Linked DNA regions of Homo sapiens: region 2 is linked to region 1. A link is a loop called in an ENCODE intact Hi-C map of the cell type or tissue named here. Cell type or tissue: endothelial cell of umbilical vein. All regions are shown on one strand. Links, peaks and the distances in the headings refer to the core of each region. The heading gives the core; the rest is flanking DNA.

The links. Hi-C counts contacts between places; a loop is a spot of excess contacts. Peaks named below come from ENCODE experiments on the same cell type or tissue, not always from the same donor. Only the 100,000 strongest peaks of a DNase experiment are listed, where the experiment ranks them.
Region 2: a loop joins it to region 1, with 11 times the contacts of the local background. A loop is called at or near these places in 7 of 110 quality-filtered maps.

Annotation. Positions count from the first base shown.
Region 1 is chr9:134,549,520-134,555,343 of GRCh38, reverse strand. No RefSeq gene overlaps it. Among named protein-coding and RNA genes, the nearest start is that of COL5A1, 89 kb to the left of the region's middle. RefSeq lists enhancers at 1-529, 1,393-1,913, 1,914-2,435. In endothelial cell of umbilical vein, for the core only: no CTCF peak of the experiment used is centred there; a DNase peak (open chromatin) is centred at 3,123; H3K27ac peaks cover 1,908 bases.
Region 2 is chr9:134,453,017-134,458,840 of GRCh38, reverse strand. All of the region lies in intron 1 of LOC105376311 (a long non-coding RNA gene), which reads right to left. Among named protein-coding and RNA genes, the nearest start is that of MIR4669, 77 kb to the right of the region's middle. RefSeq lists enhancers at 1,439-2,375, 2,376-3,313, 3,657-4,492. In endothelial cell of umbilical vein, for the core only: no CTCF peak of the experiment used is centred there; a DNase peak (open chromatin) is centred at 2,400; H3K4me3 peaks cover 628 bases; H3K27ac peaks cover 2,208 bases.

The sequences.
Region 1 (5,824 bases), core at 1,726-4,225:
AGGAACACGATAGACTCAGAAATGGGGAAACAGCCGCCCAGAGACGGCAAGCGAGCTGCCCAAGGTCACACAGCGTAGGATGGGTGCTGGGATGCTATGATGCCCTCCACCCACCTCGCTATCCTCAGGGGCCTCCCTGAGATCTCCCAGGCTTCCTGTGCCCAGAGTATCCACGAACCCAGGACCTGGCACAGCCACCAGCCACTCTGCATGGCTGGACCCATCATCTGTGGACCACTGAGCCTTTGGGCTTATCTGGATGATTCTAGCCCCACCCTGGCTGGGCTCAGACTGTCTCCAGGGCCTTGGGGAGAGCGGCTGGCCCAGCATGTGGATGAGCTCAGCCTCCCGCGTCTGGTCCCCAGATGCCCCAGTGAGACCTCCTCTGCCTTCTCAGGCGATCTTCCTCTGATCCCCACCCAGCACGCTTGTCCTCAGGAGACAGAGGTCAGCTCGTGCTTGGCCCGCAGAGCCCAGGCCATGGAGGGCCCAGCCAGGACAGCCAGCGGAGGTTGCCTTGCAAGCCTGGGGGTGGAGCCTCCATGGCTGGCTGCAGAGCCGAGCAGGGAGGAGGCCAATGCTGTGAGTGCAGGGAGGGGCTGGTGATGCCTGCCATGGCATAGATGGGGGCAAGGCTCACTGTGTGGACCACGATGGAGGTGCCCTTGAGTCGCTGTGGCACTTGTCCACCTTAGGGCTTGTTTGCTGGTCTGGATGGGTAGGAGAGCAAGGGGGGCCCTGTCAGTCCAGGGCTCCGCCTGGGCAGCGCTCTACACAGACAGTGCCCAAGGCAGGTGCGGCGTCCACAACAGCGGCGCTTCCTCAGTCCTGCAGAACTGGACACCTCAGCACCCGAGCTGCTGTCACCCAAACCGTCTCACCTGAGCCTCCCAGCAGGTGACGAGCGCAGAGCAGGGGGAGTCAGTCCATCTCTCGGATGAGGCACTGACCCCCAGGGCAAGGTCACAGTCAAGGCAGTCTGGAACCCAAATCTCTCTCAAGCCCAAGTGACAGGCCCCTGCGGAGCCACCTCCCACCAACCCCAGCGGGCTGTGCCGCTCATAGCTCCTCTACGTCCTGGCAGCCTAGAGATCCTGACACCCTAGACGCCCGCCTCCCAGCATTGTCCATCTCTGGCTTTCTGTTTGCTGGGCCTCCGGAGTGCCCTCCATCCACAGGGCATCGGCCCACCTGGGTCCCCTGAAGTGCCTTCCTGTCTCCCCACCTTCCCAGCCCCCACACCCCCCTGCTCACTCCGCCAGGCCTGCAGGACTCCCAGGCTCTGTGTCTCCCTCAGACCCACCCAGGCCCCCCGAGGGCTGACAGCCCCCATCCCCTGCTGGGAAATGAATTCCCCCTCCCCAGCCTTCCTCTTCCTCCCCTTCTCTTTGCCCGGAAAGGCATTCGGCAAGAAAGTGAAAGGAGAGGCTTTCTCTTCTTATTAACCTGGAGTTGTGTTGCGGGCGGCGCCAGAAACTGCAAAACCATCGCTGTCCTCACATGTTTCTCTGGAGACCGAGGGAACCAGAGCCCTCCAGAGCCGCACAGGAAACCCCATTGGGGATTGGACGGCACCCCTGATGAGCTGCTATTCCCCAGGGAGCACTGAGGGGCTGGAGAACCTGGGGAGGCAGGAAGAAGATCACTCTGACTTTGCTGGGAGTGGCGTCTTCACCGTCACAGCCTGGCATCAAGGGGAGCACTTGTCAAAAGTCTGAGAGCATGGGGGTGGGCTCTGCCCGGCTTCCTGCCCGGACCTCCCAGGAAGCGGGGAGCCCAGGAGGAGGGGATGGAAAGTGCAGAATGCCGGCCTCGGGCCCCTGCTCTCCTCTCCCCAGCCTGCCTGTCCCAACAAGGAGGGCTGGTCCACACTCGCACTGGGCCAGCCGGGCCGCGCCAGGCCTGGCACATGCTGGGCACTCAAGAAGTGCCTGCTGCATGAAGGTTGGGTGAGCGCCATCTCCGAGCAATGCTGTGCCTACAGGCCACTCAGGGTGACTCTCTGGACACAGCCCACCCTGACTTCTGCCCCAAATCAAACTGCAGCTGCTGGTACTGCCGACAGCAGGGAAGCCCCTTGGGACCCAGGAGGAGGCCTGGTGGGGATCTGACGCGGCTGAGGCCCAGGCTGAGCTGGAGCCCCGGGTCAGCCCCAGGCACTGCATCACGGGCCACAGCTGGTTGGGGCTCTTCTCTCCACTACCCTGACCCAGCCTCTGGCCCGCCCCTTCCACTGCCCAAAAGGGAAAAGCCACAGTCTGGCTCTGCAGAGGGGAAAGTGCACTTGGTCAGGAGTGTCAGCAAAACCAAAGTCTAAAATGCTGAGCCCCCTGAGCTCAGAACTTAGTGTTCAAAGGCTCACCAAGTCCTGAGGTGTGGCCAGCAGTACGGAGCCAGCTGCAGGGACCCCACCCGAGGCAAAGGCCCAGCCCTGTCCTGGGGAGCTACAAGCCAGGGCAAGCATGGCTGAGGGACATGGGCACAGGTGGTCCCAATTCTCACCTTAGCAGGTGCTGGCCCTGGGGCACCAAAGGACTTCTGGGGGAGATGGTGCCCAGGGTGTGGCTGGCGGTTGATCTGGGGTTACTGGTCCTGTTTTCAGGTCACTGTAGTGGGGTTACATGGAAGCCCCCGGTCACACTCACCTAGAACCCCCATTCTGTTCCTGGGGGACCTGCACATCTGCAGAGGGCTTTCCATGCCTGCCCCACCCAGCTGGCACCCAGGGAGGTGGAAGAAGACAAGGCAGCCTCCCTCCAGTCCCTCAGACTCCGCCGGACCCCAGTGTCAGCAGAGCTGGTCACTGAGTAGTAGTAGTACTAGTACTACATGGGTACAAGGGAGACCCAAAGCCAGGACAGGGACCCCAGGCCACCCCCGACCCCACATCCGCTTGTTCAGCTGGACTGGCCAGGTTCTCCCTTCTCCTTGCCATTTCAATCATCTCAGGGCAATTTCCTTTCTCGTCTGAACTCTGATTCCTCCCCAGATGGCTTCCTCCCTCGTTCCCCCTCTAGCGGGTCTGGGCCAAGCCCCGTGGCTAAGGAACATCACAGGCCGTCGCTAGGAAGGGCACCGCGGCGGGTCGGCCGGAAGGCTCTGGCGGCAGCGCGCGTGCTTGGAAAGGGAAGTCCTCCTGCAGAAAGGCGCGGGCTGGGGCTTGGGGCCTGTCCCACCGAACCAGGCTCAGTGGCCACAACTATGCCATGAGCACATTTTTAGACTGTGAGTCAACTGCTAATAGAGTGATTTTTATAATCACCCCAGAAGGAAGGCTGATTTATAGCTCTTCTCGATGGAGCAGAGTCAGCAGGAGGTGGGTCTGAAATAGACTTGGGGTGGGGGGTGGGGGAAGGATCCCTCCTAGACCAGCCACTGGCCGGCGTGAAACAAGGCAGAGAAGGCTGCACAAACCTCTCGGCCCCTTGTCCACGGGGAGTCTGGGCTCCCTGAGATGAAGAGCAAGACCAAGTTTGCTGTCCTATCAATCAGGACACTGAATTAGATCCCCTAGGGCTGGCTTATATTACTGTCACTTCAGCATTTAGTTACAAGGGAAAATAAATCAATCGCAGAAATCATTGTCTGTGCTTCTATCCTATGCCAAGCCGTATGGATTTTGGGAGATGAAGAAGACCAACCTTTTGTGCAGGAAGGGGGCCACATGCAGGAAAAAGAAAGTTCCAGATGTAAACACATAATGGTCTGTGGGTCTCATCTGAGCCTGTTGAGCTTGAACTCAGTGGAGAGTTGTCCCGTCAGACCAGCCTGTTTGTGTGTCGACGGCTGCGAGGGATGCGCGCACGCCTGGACCGTTCAACCAGCGGCTGACGCGGCGGAGGCTCTGCAGCCTTTGCCCTCTGCCCCCTCCAGGTGGAAGGCCGGCTCCCTCACCTGCGGAGGATGCCAGGTCATGGCAGGGCTTCTGCAGGGCGGCTCCCAGGACCACTGGGGTCTCTACTTGGGAAAAGGGGCCATGGGCAGGGAGCCAAGACCCGAAAACTCAGCGACTCAGCCTTTTGCTTCTCCAGGACGGGGTCCTCCAGCACAGAGGACCCCTTCGATTCCACCCTCACACGCAGTTGACAACCAGCTCTGCCCCGCAGCTGCGGCCCTGGGGAACAGAGCGGCCCCAGCTCTAAACTGAAGGTGGGTGTGACGTCTCCCACACGGAGGATGTAAAGCGGGACAGGTGTGAAGAGGCGGAGAGATGCAGGTGCTGAAGCACCATCCAGTCCAAGGACAGCAAAGAGCCAGTGTCCACCTGGCCCCCTTCCCTCCTGTTCTCACAACACACGTTGCTGGTCAGCCCTCCCTCCTGTCAATTTTGGGCTGCTCCTCAGAGTCCTTCTCAACACAGCCCTCTGGGCCACCACGTGGAATTGGTGAGGATCATTTATGAAACAAGTTCTCCGTTTCTCTACATTATAAATAAAACTGAAACTCAGAGGGGCAAGGACCTGCCTGAGACCACTCAGAGTTGGAGCAAAGCAGACACGTGGCCGCAGTTGTCCAGAACACCCAGGAGAGGGGGCCGAAGGAGGTGTCCGGGGAGGCGGGAACACCTGAATGACACAGTGCCAGATGGGACAGGGGCTGCAGGGGCATCACTAAGGACACATGTGCTTGTTGAGTGAGTGAAGGATAAACATGAAGTCAACAAGACGTGGGGTGGGAGGTGGCACAGGAGCTGAGAAGGTGGAGTGGAAAAACAAACAGAGATGACAATCGACGGCCTGCAATGAAGGTTATTGTCATTAGGAAGCAAGTCTTTTATGATGGTGGGAAAAGAATATGCATTGGCTCGGCACTTGAAATGAATATTCCCATTTTATAACCAGCAAGACCCAAAGAAAGGGGATTGGTCGGAAACACCATAGAGCTGTTCCTCCGGGAGGCCCCCAGGGAAAGCAAGAGGGTCCCAGGCACAGCCACCACTGCCAGGGATGACCTTCAGAGAGAGGCCTCAGCCGCCACCACCCAGCCTCCACCACCCAGCCTTCTCCACCCAGCCTTCTCCACCCAGCCTCCACCACCCAGCCTCCACCACCCAGCCTCCACCACCCAGCCTTCTCCACCCAGCCTCCACCACCCAGCCTTCTCCACCCAGCCTCCACCACCCAGCCTCCACCACCCAGCCGCCACCACCCAGCCGCCACCACCCAGCCGCCACCACCCACCACCCAGCCTCCACCACCCAGCCGCCACCACCCAGCCTCCACCACCCAGCCTTCTCCACCCAGCCTTCTCCACCCAGCCTCCACCACCCAGCCTCCACCACCCAGCCTCCTCCACCCAGCCTCCACCACCCAGCCTTCTCCACCCAGCCTCCACCACCCAGCCTTCGCCACCCAGCCTCCACCACCCAGCCTTCTCCACCCAGCCTCCACCACCCAGCCTTCTCCACCCAGCATCCACCACCCAGCCTCCACCACCCAGCCTTCTCCACCCAGCCTCCACCACCCAGCCTGCAGCTGAAAACAAAACAGGTTGTGCCCTTCAGCAAGGGTGAGAGAGCCCAGTGAAAATGTCACTTTCCCTCAGATGGCTGCCTCGGTGGCTCTGTCTTACTGACTGTGTGTGCCGCATGTTTCTTTTATTTCAGCTGATGTGGGGTAACGGGGCCCTGCCTTCTCCCACAAACCCCCTGCCAGGACTCTGGAGGCAAACTGTCCCCAAAAGAAATGGTATGAGGCACCCTCAGCTCCTCCAGTGACCCATGGCCTGCTCCCTCCACAACATCCCCACCCCCAGCCTCAGGCTGGCACAGAGGGACAACCACGGCTGCGTAGACTCCCAGACGGATGCTCACGATGTTAGGGGC
Region 2 (5,824 bases), core at 1,278-3,777, 96 kb after region 1:
AGAGGACAGGCACTTGCAGGCTGGGACTGGGTCCAGAGTCTGGCTGTCCGGTCCCTGCCTGGAGCTCTCGGCCCATCCAGGCCAGTGGAAAGTCCAGCAAAGAAGTGAAGCAGCCCCCACCAAACCCTCAGCAGGCAGTGGGAGGGGACAGAGAGCTCCCCGGTAAGCAGAGAGCCAGCAGCTACTTTCCATGGAAAAAATGTCTTAAGGTCCCCCCAGAGGCCAGGAGGCCCCAGCCATGACTCAAGTCTCTGCTGCTGAAGAATCGCTCCCGACCAGACAGCCCCTCGGCCCAGGCAGGCTCCACCCCACCCCCAGCTCCCATCACACCAAGGCCCCATTCCAGGCAGGGCCCCAGTGTCAAACCCCAGGGCCCCACCGCAGGCTCCGTGGCCCTCTGCATCTCACCCTGGCCATGGCGGGAGCCATGGGGCCTCGACAAGCACAGGCCCTGCTGCTCAGGCCCGTCTGCAGAGGCCTCAGCGGCCCACCTGCAGAGTGGGAAGGGGGTCTGTGGGGGGGTTCCCCGTGGGCCTTAAAAGTCCACCAGAGGCTTGACCAAGGTGAGCCCAGAGGGAGGGTGCAGGCCTTGGCCCCTGGTAGACTGAGTGCCAGAGGGCAGGGCCTGGGTCTCAGGGCACAGCACCAGTCAGCTGTCAATAAACACCGGTGGATGCGACTCCGAGGCCTCCGGCAGACACGCTCGTCCACACCATGGAACTGGGCTTCCCCTTCAGGCTTCATTTCAAGGCGTTTCTGAGACTACACCTGGAGATGACAGGACACTACACCACAGTCCAGAGACCCTGTCTGTGACGGCCTCAAGGCAGAAGTACTTGCCACGTGGCAGGCAAACCCTTCCTGCCCTGGGGGTCCCCTTGCACTAAAAAGCCTCAGGGGTCTGGGGCAGGTCTGGGAGAGGCTGTGTCCTTCGCCCAGAGGCCTGGGCTCCATCAGGGTGCAGCACTGTCCCTGGGAAGCCCTTGGACTCTTGGGCAGAGAAGCAGCAGAGAGAACCACCCCAGCTCCTGAGATTTCAGGGCAGGCAGGACCCAGCTCAGGATGACCCCAGGGCAGGAGGGACAGAGATAGTGACCAGAAGCTGGGGACACTGTGAGAGACACAGACCCCGGCCCCACCCCACAGGACACAGAGGGACACAGACCCCGGCCCCACCCCACAGGACACAGGGGGACACAGACACTGGCCCCACCCCACAGGACACAGAGGGACACAGACCCCAGCTCCACCCGACAGGACACAGGGGGACACAGACCCCAGCCCCACCACACAGGACACAGGGGGACACAGACCCCGGCCCCACCCCACAGGACCCAGAGGGACACAGACCCCGGCCCACCCCACAGGACACAGATGGACACAGACCCCGGCCCCACCACACAGGACACAGATGGACACAGACCCCGGCTCCACCCGACAGGACACAGGGGGACACAGACACTGGCCCCACCACACAGGACACAGAGGGACACAGACCCCAGCTCCACCAGACAGGACACAGGGGGACACAGACCCCGGCCCCACCACACAGGACACAGAGGGACACAGACCCCAGCCCCAGCTGACAGGACACAGGGGGACACAGACCACGGCCCCACCCCACAGGACATAGAGGGACACAGACCCCAGCTCCACCCAACAGGACACAGAGGTACTCAGACCCCAGCCATACCCTACAGGACACAGGGGGACACAGACCCGGGGTCCACCCCACGGGACATAGAGGGACACAGACCCTCGGCCCACCCCACAGGATGCTGGGACGATGGAGACACCCAGCCGCATGCTACAGGACACTGTGGAAACCGCTGATCCTGGGGCCATTGGAAAGCAGGGAGCCCTGAGGGCCTGGCCATGGCCCCCCTGCCAGCCCGGACCCCCATAGCTCTGCCTTGGAGTGGAAGCTTAGCTCTAGGCAAGGCCGGGCCATTTCTGTCCAGGAGCCTGTGGGGTCAGATGGGGTAGATGCAGGCTGAGCAGGGGAAGGCACAGCTGGAGCTCGGAGGGCGATTGGGGACAACCCAGCATGTCCAAAGTTAGGGACCCCCTCTCCCAGCTACAGCTTCCCTCCTTCTGGGAGAGACCCCTGTTGGTGGGCTGTCGGGCTGGAGCATGGCCGGCAGCTGGCCCGAGCCATGTTTCGTGGGGTGTGTGTCACCACGCAGTCCGCGAGCTTCATAGTTTCCCACTGACGTCACCGCATGGCTAGAATGTGAAGTGACTGCAAACCCTCAGAGGCATAATTGCAGTTGTCTTTGCAAAGTGAAATCAGATGGCTTTTGCAAACCTCCCCCAGCCCTGCCTTCTCCCCGCGGCTCTCCCTTTTTTTTTTATTATGTTCCTTGGGCCACATCCAGATGTTTCCTGCAACTACAACCCTCCAAAAGTTACACAAAGAGAGCGAGAGCGTGCAGCTTCCTGCCTGCAGGGTGGAAGTGGCGACGTGGCAGGGTGGGGGCGGCCACGTCTACAGGGTGGGCGGGGGCGACCACGTCAGCAGCTGGGGCAGCAGGCTCCAGGCAGGTCCCAGCCCCCTGCCTCCTTGTGCCTGGGGTCTGGGCGCTGAGAGACAAGGCCGGAGGGCCACGGTGCATGAGGGACAGCCCCTTCCGGCCGCTGCGGCCCTGGCCCAGCAGTGGGCCGAGTGGAGACCGCGGCCGGGAAGGAGCAGGGCACCTCGGTCAAGATCAGCCTTTGGGTTCGGGCTGCTCCGGGCGCCACTCCCAGCTGCGCTACTTACACGTGTGGCCTGGGAGCCACGTCTCCACCGGAACCTCTGTTTCCACGGCGATAGGGGTGGTTGCTGGGAGCTTTAATTAAAACCAGTCTCTGTCCACTGCTGGCAGCAGGGAGCGCCTCACCTGGACCCAGGCACCTAGGACAGGTGTGGTCTCGGAAGACACAGCAGAGCCCGACACGGAGGGGCTTACAGGGGAAGGGCCTTGAAGGAGGCCCAGGGTTTCCTGAGGCACAGGCAGGGAAGGGGGGCCGAGGCGAGGAAGCGGCTTTATCAGAGGCCTGGCAGCTGGGCACAAACGCCGTGGGGGCCCAAGGCGTCCCTGAGAGAGACGCACGTGAGGGTCTCTGGAGAAGGAGGTCCGCCATTTCCAGGGAAAGGGGACACCTGTAGGTTTCCCCTGCGGCATCCCTCTGTCCTGTCTGCCTCCCTCGCCCAGAGGATTCCCAACTGTAGGGGGCAGGCAGGGCTGGCTCACGCCTGACCTCAGTCCACAGCCTGTCCCTCTCTGACCTAGGCCATCCCTGGGTGTAGGCACAGTCCCTGGTGGGCAGAGCTGGGAACGTGGACAGGTGGAGACAGGTGTCAAGGCCAGGCAAAGGCTCAGCAAAATGTCTAGAGGGGGTAAAATGGCCCCCGAACCTTCCAAGGGCTGTTTCAGAAATAGGACTTGAAAGTTCGTAGTCAACCCAGGCTGACACCTCCTCATCACCTGCCTTCAGAACCCATCCATGGAAATGCTGACACTGCAGTTCAGGGTCCCCAAACCACCCTCAGGCTCAGGGACGTGCTGGACTGGCTCACAGAACTCAGCCAGGCAGCGATACCCGAGGTCAGGGTTTAGCGCCGTGAAAGGACATAGCCTCGAACCAGCAAACTGGGCATCTCTAGAGGGCAGGGTTTAGGGGAGACCAGACTCCAGCACCCAGGGGTCTTCTCTCAGTAGAGTCGGGCAGACGATGCTCAATTCTCCCAGAATGGTGTGCACCAGCCAGGGGGGCCCAGCCACGCCTCGGGGCTCAGGGTTCCTACTGGGGGTCCATCGCAAAGACATGCCTCACTGCCCGTGTGCTTGGCCTTGGTCTCATCCCCAGGATGATGAGCCGATACAGCACAGCCCAAGGTCCCACTGTAAATGACATCATTAGCGCGGTCACTAGGGTGGCCCAAGACCCCCAAGCAAACACAGACACTTATCACGCAGTATATTTCAAGTGGCTAGAGGTCAGAGGTCACCTCCCAGGAGCTAGGCCAGAGCCAGACCTTTCTTTGGAATGTGCAGGGTGTGGACAACTCAGGCCTGCTGAGTTAACCCTTTCCTGCACAGTGACCAGAACCCACCAGCACCCCACTGGGAGGTGATCAGCTTGAATGAGTCCCGACTGAGGCAGGAGAGGGGAGGAGGCGGAGAAAACCACAGACAAAATTACAGTCCAGTGGGAGCCAGGGCAGCTGGCGTCACCTCCATTTTACAGATGATGTGGGATGGAGGCAGGAAGAGGGGTTATGACGTGCCCAGGTCACAGAGCCAGCCTGGGATGGTGCCAGAACCCCACCCTGATCTCATGCAGCTTGCTCCTGTCACCCCTGGCCCCGCCTCTTCAGCAGTGGAGGAGACAAATGGGGCCTGGCCCATGCCTTGACGGGGGCCCTAGAACTGGGGGCCTGGTGGTGGCTGCCTCCTGGGAAGTATCGGCGTCTCTCTTGAACTAAGGTGGAGCTTGGGTTTTGAGAGCAAGCGCTCTTTGCAGTGGCCACGTGCTGGGCCCTGCTCAAACCTCTTCGGACTCCCAGAAAGAATGAGGTCGGGCCCTTTCCACCCTGAAATGTGCAGCAAGCATCTGAGAAAGGGGAGGGCAGTGCTAAACCCTCAGGACGGAGCCCAGCGGCTGTGATCCCGGGCAGCAGGGAGGCAGTGTTAGGGGAGGGGGAGGCCTCCTTGCTGCCCCCACCAAATCACACGGACCATAGGGTGTGGATTCCAGAACAACTCCCTCTTTCCACAAAAGGGAAAGCCGAGACCTCGAGTGAGCAGAAAGGATGAGCCTGTGGTCACACGGAGCTTGTCCCAGGCCGGCCGCTCCCATGCTGCTGCTCCCATGCCGCCGCTCCCAGGCTGCCCATCCAGCTAAGGATGTCCCTGACACGGGTTCCTTTGGATTCTTCATAGAAACATTTTGGAAGATTCATGTCTAAGGGTTTTAATGAAAATGGCAGCTTTCCAGGCTGGTCTTGGATAGCAATCGTGAGCAGCCCCGCCGGCCAGTGCTCACCTGGGGCCCCAACCACTCGGGAGGGGGAGGGGGCATGTTGAGTCAGCAGCAAGAGAGATTGCAGTTAGACCTAAGAAAGTCCACCCAAGTGAGAGCCAGATGGCCATGCCTGGTTATAGACAAGTTTCAGGAGCCCCTCCACAGCCCCCCACCCCAGCACTTCCTCCTATAACATGCAGGTACAGGGCCTGGAAGTTCACAGGCACACGCACAGTAGCCTAAAAGCCTCAGTGATCTCGGGAAGTCCTCATAAACAGTGGTTGGACCAGGTGATACCGTCCAATGGTCTGGCCAGCATAGCTCAACGTTTATGGACTCTTCGGCACGCAGGCACCATTCTGCCCTCCCAGGCCGATAACCAGAAAGGCATGCCATGATTCTTCCAATTAGCTTAATTGGGAAATTGGTTCCATGTGGTCTCAAGGGCCACCATCTATGGGAGAAGGCAGGTCAGCGGGACAGCGAGTCTCCCAGCACCAACCCACAGAGCCCCCACCCAGAGGGAGCTTACGGGCTCAGAGCAAGGAGCCTTATTCCACACCTCCTTTTCTCCTTGTACTTCCAACCCCACCATCTGGGGTGGAGCTCTAGCTCATGGTAGATGCTCTGAAAACCGTGGCTGTAAGCAGCTGGACCTCCAGGCCCCAGTGTTCGTCACTATAAGATGGGGAAACGTCAACACTGGCCCAGGGGGCAGGAATAAGATGATTTGAACCATGGGTCTATAAGGAGCACCTGGTGGGGAGGTCATTAAAGGCCCTTGGTTTCTTCAAGCTGACCTGGACCTTCATGA